Linked DNA regions of Homo sapiens: region 2 is linked to region 1. Evidence: read pairs that join two places in POLR2A ChIA-PET (ENCODE). Cell type or tissue: Caco-2. All regions are shown on one strand. Each heading gives the region's core, and the rest is flanking DNA. Links, peaks and the distances in the headings are about the cores only.

The links. ChIA-PET counts read pairs that join two places held together with the same protein. Peaks named below come from ENCODE experiments on the same cell type or tissue, not always from the same donor. Only the 100,000 strongest peaks of a DNase experiment are listed, where the experiment ranks them.
Region 2: POLR2A ChIA-PET joins it to region 1 with 13 read pairs; 4 of 35 experiments call an interaction of 5 or more read pairs at or near these places.

The regions. Positions count from the first base shown.
Region 1 is chr11:125,450,861-125,456,233 of GRCh38, forward strand. FEZ1 (fasciculation and elongation protein zeta 1) reads right to left here. Exons shown (of 10, transcript NM_005103.5): 6 at 4,975-5,246; 7 at 3,270-3,350; 8 at 1,474-1,549. Among named protein-coding and RNA genes, the nearest start is that of FEZ1, 43 kb to the right of the region's middle. RefSeq lists an enhancer at 552-671. In Caco-2, for the core only: a CTCF peak has its summit at 2,007 (motif pointing left); DNase peaks (open chromatin) are centred at 692 and 1,981.
Region 2 is chr11:125,511,913-125,517,285 of GRCh38, forward strand. No RefSeq gene overlaps it. Among named protein-coding and RNA genes, the nearest start is that of FEZ1, 18 kb to the left of the region's middle. In Caco-2, for the core only: no CTCF peak of the experiment used is centred there; a DNase peak (open chromatin) is centred at 2,541.

The sequences.
Region 1 (5,373 bases), core at 55-5,054:
GAGTAGACAATGAGTTATTTATTTTTCTTTGTTTGCTTTTCCTTATTTCCAAAGTAGTCTAAATGATGGATATACTCTAGCTATAATTTTTTTAATGAACTTAAAAAATGTAAACAAAACCACTCAAAATAGAAAAAAGTCTGTTTCTTAATTAAAATGAAAAGATTTCACACTGAATTCCTGAATGGGTATCTGCAACAAATTAATAGCTATTTATTTTTTTGAGCTATGATAGAATACTTTACATATATCAACCTTCATAATTTGTCCAAATTACTTTCCAAATGTAACTTGTGTGAAAACACAAACATCTATAAATGTCAGTTCATCTCTATTTTCTCCCTTAAAAAAAAAGAAACTTAGTGCATATTTATGCAAATAAAGGAGTTTACAATGAGTTAAGGACAAGTCACTGTACTTTGATTTTAAAATTCCTGATTCTCAAGGACACAGTGTCTATTGATGCAGGCATGATGTAGGCAGGATTTCTGTTTGCCAGAACCTCCTGCTTTCACTCTCCAAATTGACAAAAAATGAAACGTTTGGTCACCTTCAGCACCAGGCCCCAGCAGGTATCCATCCTCCTCAGCTGAACAGAAGCTCAACTTCCCCTCTCCTTGGGTATCCAGTAGCCCCGCACTGGCCCCTTCCCTCCAGAACAGGCTGCAGTGGGCGGGGCCTCGTTAGCTGTCACTCTCTGCAGGGCACGGTTGCCAAGGAAATGGAATTTCCCTCGTGATCCTCTGGGCCTGTCACCACATCTCAGCCTAGGATTTTTCTCGTCCTAAGAGGGCCAAGCTGACACTGATGGCTAACACCATGTGCCCCCCAGCCCTTTGGGGGTCGTACTGTTTGATGTATATAAACAGTTACTGTCTACAAAAGGCTCTTTGTTACACACTGTTTTCCCTCATAGTTCAGAATGTTTATTAATATTTGACAATAGAGCAAAGTGGAGGAGAGGAGGCAGTCACTTCCTGGAAGGAAAGCTGGACTCTATTTTTTCCAGTCAGCCTTACCCCACCCAAGAAACCTTGCTTCTCATTAAAAATACAGCCAGACCCAGAGACCAGGCGCCCTGCTTCAAGGGGCACAAGTGCCGACCAGGCAACCTCAAGTTGCAGGGAGAGAGAGAACAGGGAGGCAGAGGATGCCAAGCCTTGGGAACTGCAGGGGAAAACAAAAAGTCCCCTGCACCAGCACCCCAACCTCTTTCACCAGCTCATTTTTTTTTCCCCCAGCAGGCCTCTTCCCTTATGGGAACCAGGAGAAAGAAAAAACAGCTCTGGTTATCACTGCAGAGTATTTTAATTTTACACTGTGCGGGAGGATGTGACGCAGTAATTTGGAGGGTATTTTGGCCCATGTAAACCTGCTTTGAGGAGTCTCGGGCCTGCGGCACGGAGGTACAACGTACAGGCAGGAAGGGAGAAAAAGGAGCCACTGATCTGGCTGAGAACAAGAGGAACTCACTGTTTGTCAGCATCTGCAGGTCTTCCACTGAGGGAGGAGAGGCTTTCTTCTCGTAAGGAATGACTGTGTTCAGATACTGCAAGACAAACAGCATGCAGGGGGCTTGAGACAGAAGACATGCTTCCTCTGGGTTGAGATTTAGCCTTTCTCTAAGACACACACTGCAAATCTGACCTTCTCTGAAACATTCATGGTCACTGGTACGTCACTGTTTCAGAACTTCTTACCCCTCTTTAGGGAATGTCTCTTTAAAAGTAAGACTTTCCCACATTTCTCTCCATCCCAACTTCTAGATTCTTCCTACACTACAAACTTCTCTGTTATTTAGGAATCCTGGGGAGCTTTTTCTCCTTTAGACTGAAAGCAGAGAATAAATCCAAGGGGATTATATTTTCTTATTCTTTGCAGTGCAATTTGAGAAGGAATTGTTTGTCTTTTGTCAAAAAAGATATGCAAGAGAACCTCAACCCCGCCCAGGGTCTCTGATGTCAGATTTGCTCCCTCTGCTGGATGTCAGGTGCTCCTACAACAAAACCAGCATCAGGGCCTAGTGGGCTGTCAAAGGAGTCTCAAGGAAGCCTGAGGTGGTGAGTGCCAGAGCTCTAGATCAAAGCTAAGAAGCTCACTTTTTTTTTTTTTTTTGAGACAGAGTCTCGCTCTGTCACCCAAGCTGGAGTGCAGTGGCTTGATCTCGGCTCACTGCAACCTCCACCTCCCGGGTTTAAGCGATTCTCCTGCCTCAGCCTCCCAAGTAGCTGGGATTACAGGTGCCTGCCACCACACCTGGCTAGTTTTGTATTTTTAGTAGAGATGAGGTTTCACCATGTTGGCCAGGCTGGTCTCGAATTCCTGACTTTGGGTGATTTGCCCACCTCGGCCTCCCAAAGTGCTGGGATTACAGGCGTGAGCCACCGCGCCCGGCCAGAAGCTCACATTTTAGTCTTGGCTTTGCCACTGACAGTGTGTGTGGCTTTGGAAAAATGCCTTGAATCTCCAGGCCATAGTTCTCACTGCCATAAAACAAGAGGACTGGGATCGATGCTGCTAAAATCTCTTCCCCTTCTCTAGACTCTCTAGAATTCTAGAGTTCTAGAATTCTAGCACTTAGAATTCAGCTACAAATATGTTTAAAACATATACACTTTCATGTACACTCATTCCACCATCTCAAACTTTCTGTTCACGTGCCAGCCATGTCTATTAGATTATACACTCCATGAGGACAGGGGTCAGGACTTTTCACCTTTGCACCTGAGGGCTTAACAACAGAGCTTAGCACATAGCAGGCGCTTGATAAAAGTTGTGAATGCTGTCTTAATAACCAGAAATGCAAGCTATGTCACAGGGAAATTACTGAGCCAACAAAAAGCCACAGCATGGGTTCCAACCAGAGCTGGGAAGCTGCAGAGGCAGTCTTAGTGGGAATGGCTTGGCAGGTGATCCAGTGTGGTGGAAAGTTAACTAAACTCTAGGATGGGATCTATCATCAAATGGACTCCCTCTTAATGCATTTCATCCTTAAAACAACTTAATTCTTAGACCTACAAGCAGTGTTGAGTTTTAAGTCTTGCCCATGTCCTAGAACACTAGAGCTCAAAAAAAAAAAAAAAAAAAAAGTTTGCCTTTTAAAAAGATATTCTCTGTTCCTCCTTAAGAGGAGAAAAAAGTGTTAGGACCCCTAACCCCCTAAATAAATGCTGGGATAATTCTGGTGAGTCACTGTCCCCCTGCGTTGCTGGGGAGGCCAAGCTGCAGGAGTCTAGGAAGAGAGCTTGGAGCAGGGAGACTACGCGTACCTGTTTGTCAGTTCCTGAGGAGCCAAAGGTCTGGCGGATGCCACTCTGCAGAATGTTGGAGATGCCTTCCATGCTGAAGCGCTGTGGGGGAGAGAGACTCAAGAAGGGCAAATGCTTCTTGCTACACTGTCACCACACCCAGGGACCTCTCAGCTACCAGGCTGTCCCAGATAACGCCCCAGGGTTCTGTGACTAGACAGTAAGTGTAAGACACTGGCTTACAGAGACAGGCCAGAATTGAAGCCTGAGCTTTGCAAGAATAAACAGAGTCTCAAGAACTCTTATCTTAGTAAGTCCCTCAGGGCTACAAGACCCCTCTGCATCCCCCAGTTTTCCTCCTTTTATCCTCCATCATGCAAATAGAAAAATAAAGCAGTTCAGTCAAACTTAAATGAACCATGATGCAAAGATCTTAGGGGAAAACAAAATGTTCAGCTATCAGAAGAGGCTGTCTTAAAGCAACTGTCCTGATGGGGGAAGTTTTTTTCAAAATGTACATGCGGAGAACTAATTCCATAGGTCTGTGATAGAGCCTAGGGAAAGGCATTTTGAAAAAAACTCCTTAGATAATTCTACTGAGCTCCCCTGATTAAGAAGCATGAGTGGCTGGGCGCAGTGGCTCACACCTGTAATCCCAGCACTTTGGGAGGCCGAGGCGGGGAGATCACGAGGTGAGGAGTTTGAGACCAGCCTGACCAACATGGTGAAACTCCGTCTCTACTAAAAATACAAAAATTAGCCAGGCGTGGTGGTGTGAACCTGTAATCCCGGCGACTCAGGAGGTTGAGACAGGAGAATCGCTTGAACCCGGGAAGCAGAGATTGCAGTGAACCGAGATCGCACCACTGCACTCCAGCCTGGGCAACAGAGTGAGACTCCATCTCACCAAAAAAAAAAAAAAGAAAAAAAAAATGAACCATGAGAACCAGGGGTTTGGGTTAAACCCAAAAATAGAACAATAGAACAATAAGGCATCTGGGGCCAGGCACGGTGGCTCATGCCCGTAATCCCAACACTTTGGGAGGCCAAGATGGGCAAATCACCTGAGATCAGGAGTTTGAGACCAGCCTGGCCAACATGGTGAAACCCCATCTCTACTAAAAATACAAAAATAATCCAGGAGTGGTGGCATGAACCTGTAATCCCAGCTACTAGGGAGGCTGAGACAGGAGAATTGCTTGAGCCCAGGAGGCGGAGGTTGCAGTGAGCCGAGATGGTACCATTGCACTCCAGCCTGGGCAAAAGAGTGAGACTCTGTCTCAAAAAATAATAACAATAATAATAAGGCACCTGATCATTTTCAATCACTGAAACACCTTAGCACGCCCTAAAGAGACCAGTCAGGACTGGAACCTGGGACACAAGGAGGGATTTGGACCCAGAATTCTGAGGCCCATCTCAAGACTCCCAACACGAAATACCCTCACTCCACTTTCTTTAAGGTCTTGCCTACAGAGAACACAAGCCAAATTCAATTATTTCCTAATGTACACACTGTCTTCCTGGGTTAGACTGTGAGCCCTTTGGGGGAGTGGAGGAGATAGGTGATATCTTCTCCCTTTCTGACCCCCTGTCTGTCACAGTGTGCTGCTCACCACCACTGCTCGGTAAACGTTGATGAGTCCCCTGCAGGGTTGGTAGGGCACTGAAACGGGCAGGGTTGGAGGTTGGAGGCACCCAGTCTTCCACCTGGTTGTTCACCTACCTTGAGAGGCATCTGGTTTCCCTTCTCTATCCGGCTGCTCTGCAGGCTCAGCCCTTTCTCTTTCCGCCTCTTTTTCATCAGTTCTCGCTGCTCCTTCTGCTTGTTCTGAACCTCAATAAGCACCGTGATAAAGGAGTTCTTCACTTCCTTCTCAAACTCCAGCTCGTCCCGGCGGGCCAGCTGCTGCACCAGCTCCTCCGAGAAGTCACGGATGGCACCCTCCACCTGGTCCAGCAGCTCGGTCAGCTCAGACCCAGACATGTGCCTCAGCCCTGCAGGGGAAGACCGTCTCCCGCATAACACCTGCATCCACACCAGAGCCCGCTGGGGAGGCTCCTGGGGCCACCACCAATCAAGATGGGACTGCCCCTCAGAGGAGATCCCTTCCAACTCCTTAAA
Region 2 (5,373 bases), core at 206-5,205, 61 kb after region 1:
CGTACTAGTCTCTCTAGTCCTCTGTGTCCCGCAACATTTCTTGGAGAGCCAGCCAGGAGGAGTGGAGATGGCAGATTTACTGTCTCCTTTGCCTGTGGGGCTGGAGCCCCAGGTCAAAGGAAACCTGTGACCCCAGGCGCCGCCGGGAGAACTTCAGCCCAGAAAGGAAATCAGCTCTCCTGTGACCCGGCACCCCTAACCAGCAGCACAACAAAACTTGAGAGGCTACAGGACAATTCCAGAAACAGTGTGCTTCAGGAACCACGGTCAAGTATTGAGTCCCAAGGCAGGACCTGTCCCATAAGGACAGAAGAGGAGCCTGATCATGTCCAGGGGCGTGACTATTAATCCGACCCAGAGGGGCTGGGGCAGCGAGCGTGGCTCACCAATTGGGATGAAAACTCACACCCCAGCTGACACAGGACATGAGAGTGGCTTGCAAAGTAGGTTAAGAAAAAGAAACTAGAGGTGGTGAGAGTGGCTCGCCACTCCAACTGGAAACACAAGAACAAAAGAGCATCAGCTGCTCTTTTATATTTCCCATTCCTTTACCTGATCATATCACGTAGGCCATGAGGCCTGATAAATCATTAAATAAAACTTGATCAATACATACACACAAAAACGTGTTCACAAATGTACATAGCAGCTTTATTCATCATAACCAAAAAAGTTGAAACAACCTTTTGGGGGTCAGAAAATATGGCATTTTGAAATGCTGAGTACTTTGAACTAAAGAAGCAGCCTCTGGCAGAGTACAATGGCTCACACCTGTAATCCTAGCATTTTGGGAGGCCAAGGTGGGAAGAATTGTTTGAGCCCAGGAGCCTAAGACCAGCCTGGGCTACATAGTGAGATCCTGTCTCTACAAAAAAATTTAAAAATGGGCTGGACATGGTGGCACATGCCTGTGGTCCCAGCTACCTGGGGGGCTGAGGTGGGAGAATCACTTGAGCCTGGGAGGGTGAAGCTGCAGGGAGCTGTAATGGTGCCACTGCACTCCAGCCTGGGTGACAGAACAATATCCTGTCTCAAAAAAACAAACAACAACAAAAAACAACAACAACAAAAAAAAGCAAAACAAAATTTTTTAAAGGAAAGGGCCTCAGAACCAAGGTCTCTCTGACCTTTCCCTGCTTACTATGTCTTGATTCTCTTTTTCTCCCAAAGCATAGGGAAGCACTTTCTCTGACATTTCCTTTATCTGACTAAGAGAAATCCCTCCAGAAGAAATGAAGTGTCATGAACTCACTCCCTGGAATCTATATGATCTCTAAGAGAGGAGACTAAATGTCTCCACATCTAGGACATCATGCCCAGACAGACTTTTCACTTATGCTTCTGAGAGCTACCTGAGAGACTTCTTCTGCATAATAAGACAACCTTTGCTTGCAGTGCTCTTCCTCCCCTCACTCTCCCACAGCTTGTTGCCACCACCCTCCAGGAGTCTTTAAGCTTCTAATTCTTTTTTTTTTTTTTTTTTTTTTTGAGACAGGGTCTCACTCTGTTGTCTAGGTTGGGGTGCAGTGGGTGCAATTACAGCTCACTGTACTCACTGCAGCCTTGATCTCCCTGGTTCAAGTGATCCTCCTACCTCAGCCACCTGAGTAGCTGGAACTACAGGGGCATGCCACCACACCCAGCTAAGTTTTGCATTTTTGGTAGAGATAGGGTTTTGCCACATTGGCCAGGCTGATCTGGAACTACTGGGCTCAAGCCATCCTCCCACCTCAGCTTCCCAAAGTGCTAGGATTACAGGTGTGAGCCACTGTGCCAAGCTAATTTTTTCTGTAGCTCACAATGCTATTTAAGCTTCAACCATCTGGCCCTCCTTTGTGTCTCATATTTTGTGGAACTCCTATACATATGCATGTAATAAATTTGTATGCCTTTTCTCCTGTTAATCTGTCTACTGTCAAGTTTATTCCAGAGATTATCGAGCCTTTAAAGGGTGGAAGGAGAGTTCCTTTCACTCCTACAAACCCAAATGTCCATCAAGGGATAAATGGATAAACAAATTGTGGTATATCCATGCAATGAAATGTCATTCAGCCATAAAAAGAACAAAATACTGATACAATGCTACAACACAGATAAGCTTGAAAGCATTATGTTGAGTGAAAGACAGCAGACACAGAAAGGCACATGGTACGTAATTTCATGTACATGAAATGTCTACATAGTGTCAATTGAAGAAAATGATGAGACAAGTCTCAATCATTTTAGATTTATTTGCCAAAGTTAAGGACGCATCCTGGAGACAGGTCTATGCCTTTCTCTGAAGATGATTTTGAGGCTCCAAATTTAAGGGGGAAAGGGTGGGATATTGAGAAGCACACAGTTTTCACATAAGCAAAAGGGGCAAAGGAAAAATGTGGGGAATCTGCATTTTACATAAGATAACACAGACAAAATGGAGTAGGGGAAAAATCAGATATTCATTTGTGTCTGGCAGGCCTGCACCTGTAAAGATGACCTAACAATTTGCATTGCCATAGTGACGTTTTAACAGCTCACTGGGAATTTCCCCATATTTTGCCCACAAGGAAATTCCTGGTGAGCTGCTAAAACATCACTGTGGCATGCAAATTGATAGGTTATCTTTACAGGTACAGGCCTGCCAGACACAAATGCATATCTGATTTTTGACTTTTCCCTTTGGCTAAATGACTCTGGGGTCCCAAAATGTAATTTCTTTTCACAATAGAAACATAAAGTAGATTGGTGGTTGCCAGGGGCTGTGGAGAGTGACTGCTAACGGATGTGTGGTTTCTTTAGTTTGGCAGGGTGTGTGTGTGGCGGGGGGTGGGATGATGAAAATGCACTAAAATTAAATTGTGGTAGATAGTAAAAGGAAGTAGTTATGTGATTGTTGCACAACTCTGTGACTATACTAAAAGCCACTGAATTGTGTAGTTTAAAAGGGTGGCTGGTTGGGCGTGGTGGCTCACGCCTGTAATCTCAGCACTTTGGGAGGCCGAGGCAGGCGGATCACCTGAGGTCGGGAGTTCAAGACCAGCCTGACCAACACGGAGAAACTCTGTCTCTACTAAAAATACAAAATTAGCCAAATGGGGTGGCACATGCCTGTAATCCCAGCTATTTGGGAGGATGAGACAGGAGAATCACTTGAACCTGGGAGGCGGAGGTTGCAGTGAGCCAAGATTGCGCCATTGCACTCCAGCCTGGGCAACAAGAGCAAAACTCCATCTCAAAAAAAAAAAAAAAAAAAGTGTGGCTGGATGCTGTGGCTCATGCTTATAATCCCAGCACTTTGGAATGCCAAAGCAGGAAGATTGCTTAAATCCTGGAGTTCAAGACCAGACTGGCCAACATAGCAAGACCCCATCTCTACAAACAAGTTTTTTTTTAATTAGCTGGGTAGGGTGGCACACACCTGTGGCCCCAGCTACTTGGGAGACTAAGAAGGCAGGAGGATCACTTGACCCTAAGGGGTAGAGGCTGCAGTGAGTTGTGATCACACCACTGCACTCTAGCCTGCACAGCAGAACAAGACCCTGTCTCTAAATAATAAATGAAAAGGTAAATTTTATGGTATGTGATTATATCTCAGTAAAAGTGTGATTTTTTAAAAAGTCAATGAATCTTAAACAAATAAGCAAACAAAAGCTTAGTCAGGTCTCAGGTGATGCTACACTACTACCCAAACAGATTCATTTCTAAAAAGCAAGCAGCGTAACAAGAGCAGCCATTTATGTGCTTACTATGTAAGGAGCTTTACCTAACAATACTGTTTGTTAAACTTTTCATCTCATTTTATTTGCACAATGACCTTATAAAGTATGTATGATTACCCTTTGTTTAGGAAAATGAGAAAACAGGCTCTCAGGGATGGGATAATTTGTTCAAGGCTCACACAGCTAAGAAGGGGTAAGGCAGGAGTTCTAACCCAGAGAGCCATCTGACTCCAAAGTTCAGGATAGCCACGTTCCCACTATGTTCATCAAAAAAAACAAGAATGAGCCAGGCGCTGTGGCTCACGCCTGTAATCCCAGCACTTTGGGAGGCCGAGGCGAGCAGATTATCTGAGGTCAGGAGTTCGAGACCAGCCTGGCCACCATGGTGAAACCCTGTCTCTACTAAAAATACAAAAATTAGCTGGGTGTGGCAGCGGGCGCCTGTAATCCCAGCTACTCGGAGGCTGAGGCAGGAGAATCACTTGAACCTGGGAGGCAGAGGATGCAGTGAGCCGAGACTGCACCACTGCACTCCAGCCTGGGTGACAGAGCGAGACTCCAGTGCAAAAAAAAAAAAATGCTGAGAAGGATTTTAGCTGAGTCTAAAACAAGTACTGGCAGGGCTCTGCTAACCACGCTGCTGCTCACTCCTTCTTCTGCAATAGTTATTTTTCCCTAATGGGTTTTTGTCTGTGTTGGAAGGAAGTCTTTTCTTCCACCAACTATGTTGTAGTGTGTGTTTGGGGCTTGGGGGACTGCAAATTAATTGATGATAGACAGATCCACAGAAGAAAAGACAAGGATTATTTACACATGCATGGGGGAGTACTCAGTAAAGGGTAATCCCTGGCAAAAATAGCCAGGGGTACGTGTGACTGCATCAGTTTAACAAAAGGGAATGGTGGTTAAGGCTTCATTGGGAATGTATGGAAGATTCTATTGGGCTTTTTTATTCTGATGCTAATGTACAGTCTTCTTTCTGGCTGGAAGCTGAATTAGACCAAATCTGGGGATTCTCCCAAACCTGAAGGGGGGTTAATGGCAGTCGTATTTTGGGAGGCTCTGCTTTAGTCAGATCAGGGAAGTCCAGATATGATTTCTATCTGCATCTGCTGTAGCTCAAATGGTTTCAGTTTAAAATAAACTTTTTATCTTTCTGAGGGTTTCTTGGTCCCTTCATTTGTTTGTTTCTGCTTTTACTATATTCCCAGACATTCTCAACATTATTGCAAAGATTTTTTTTTTCTTGCTTTAGGTGCTGCTTGGAAATGTCCTTGTCCCTAGATATCTTTAATAAAAGGTTCTTGGGCTCCAGAGCCCGAAAAAGCTCTGGGTGGTATTTTGCCTGCAACCAAAGCTTGACGTCAAAATTTGCACACGTGTTGTAGGATCATTTACTCTGTGTCTCCAGCCCCTACTCTTTTCTTGGTGTTCCTGAGTTATACTTCAGAACAGAAAAATATCAATAGGTTTAGATCTTAGTTCCACATTTGGCTCCCAGCCCTGCTCTAAGGCCCACCTCAGCTGAATTAAGGAGTGAGGTTTGAACTCATCAGCGGATTCTCCTTGGGTCCAGCTGCCCTCCTTTCCTCCTTTTTCTCTCCTCTGCAGGAAGGAAGGCTGCTTCCCCCTCCCCTATTCCTAAGGACTACTTCCCACCTCTTCCCTTCCCTCC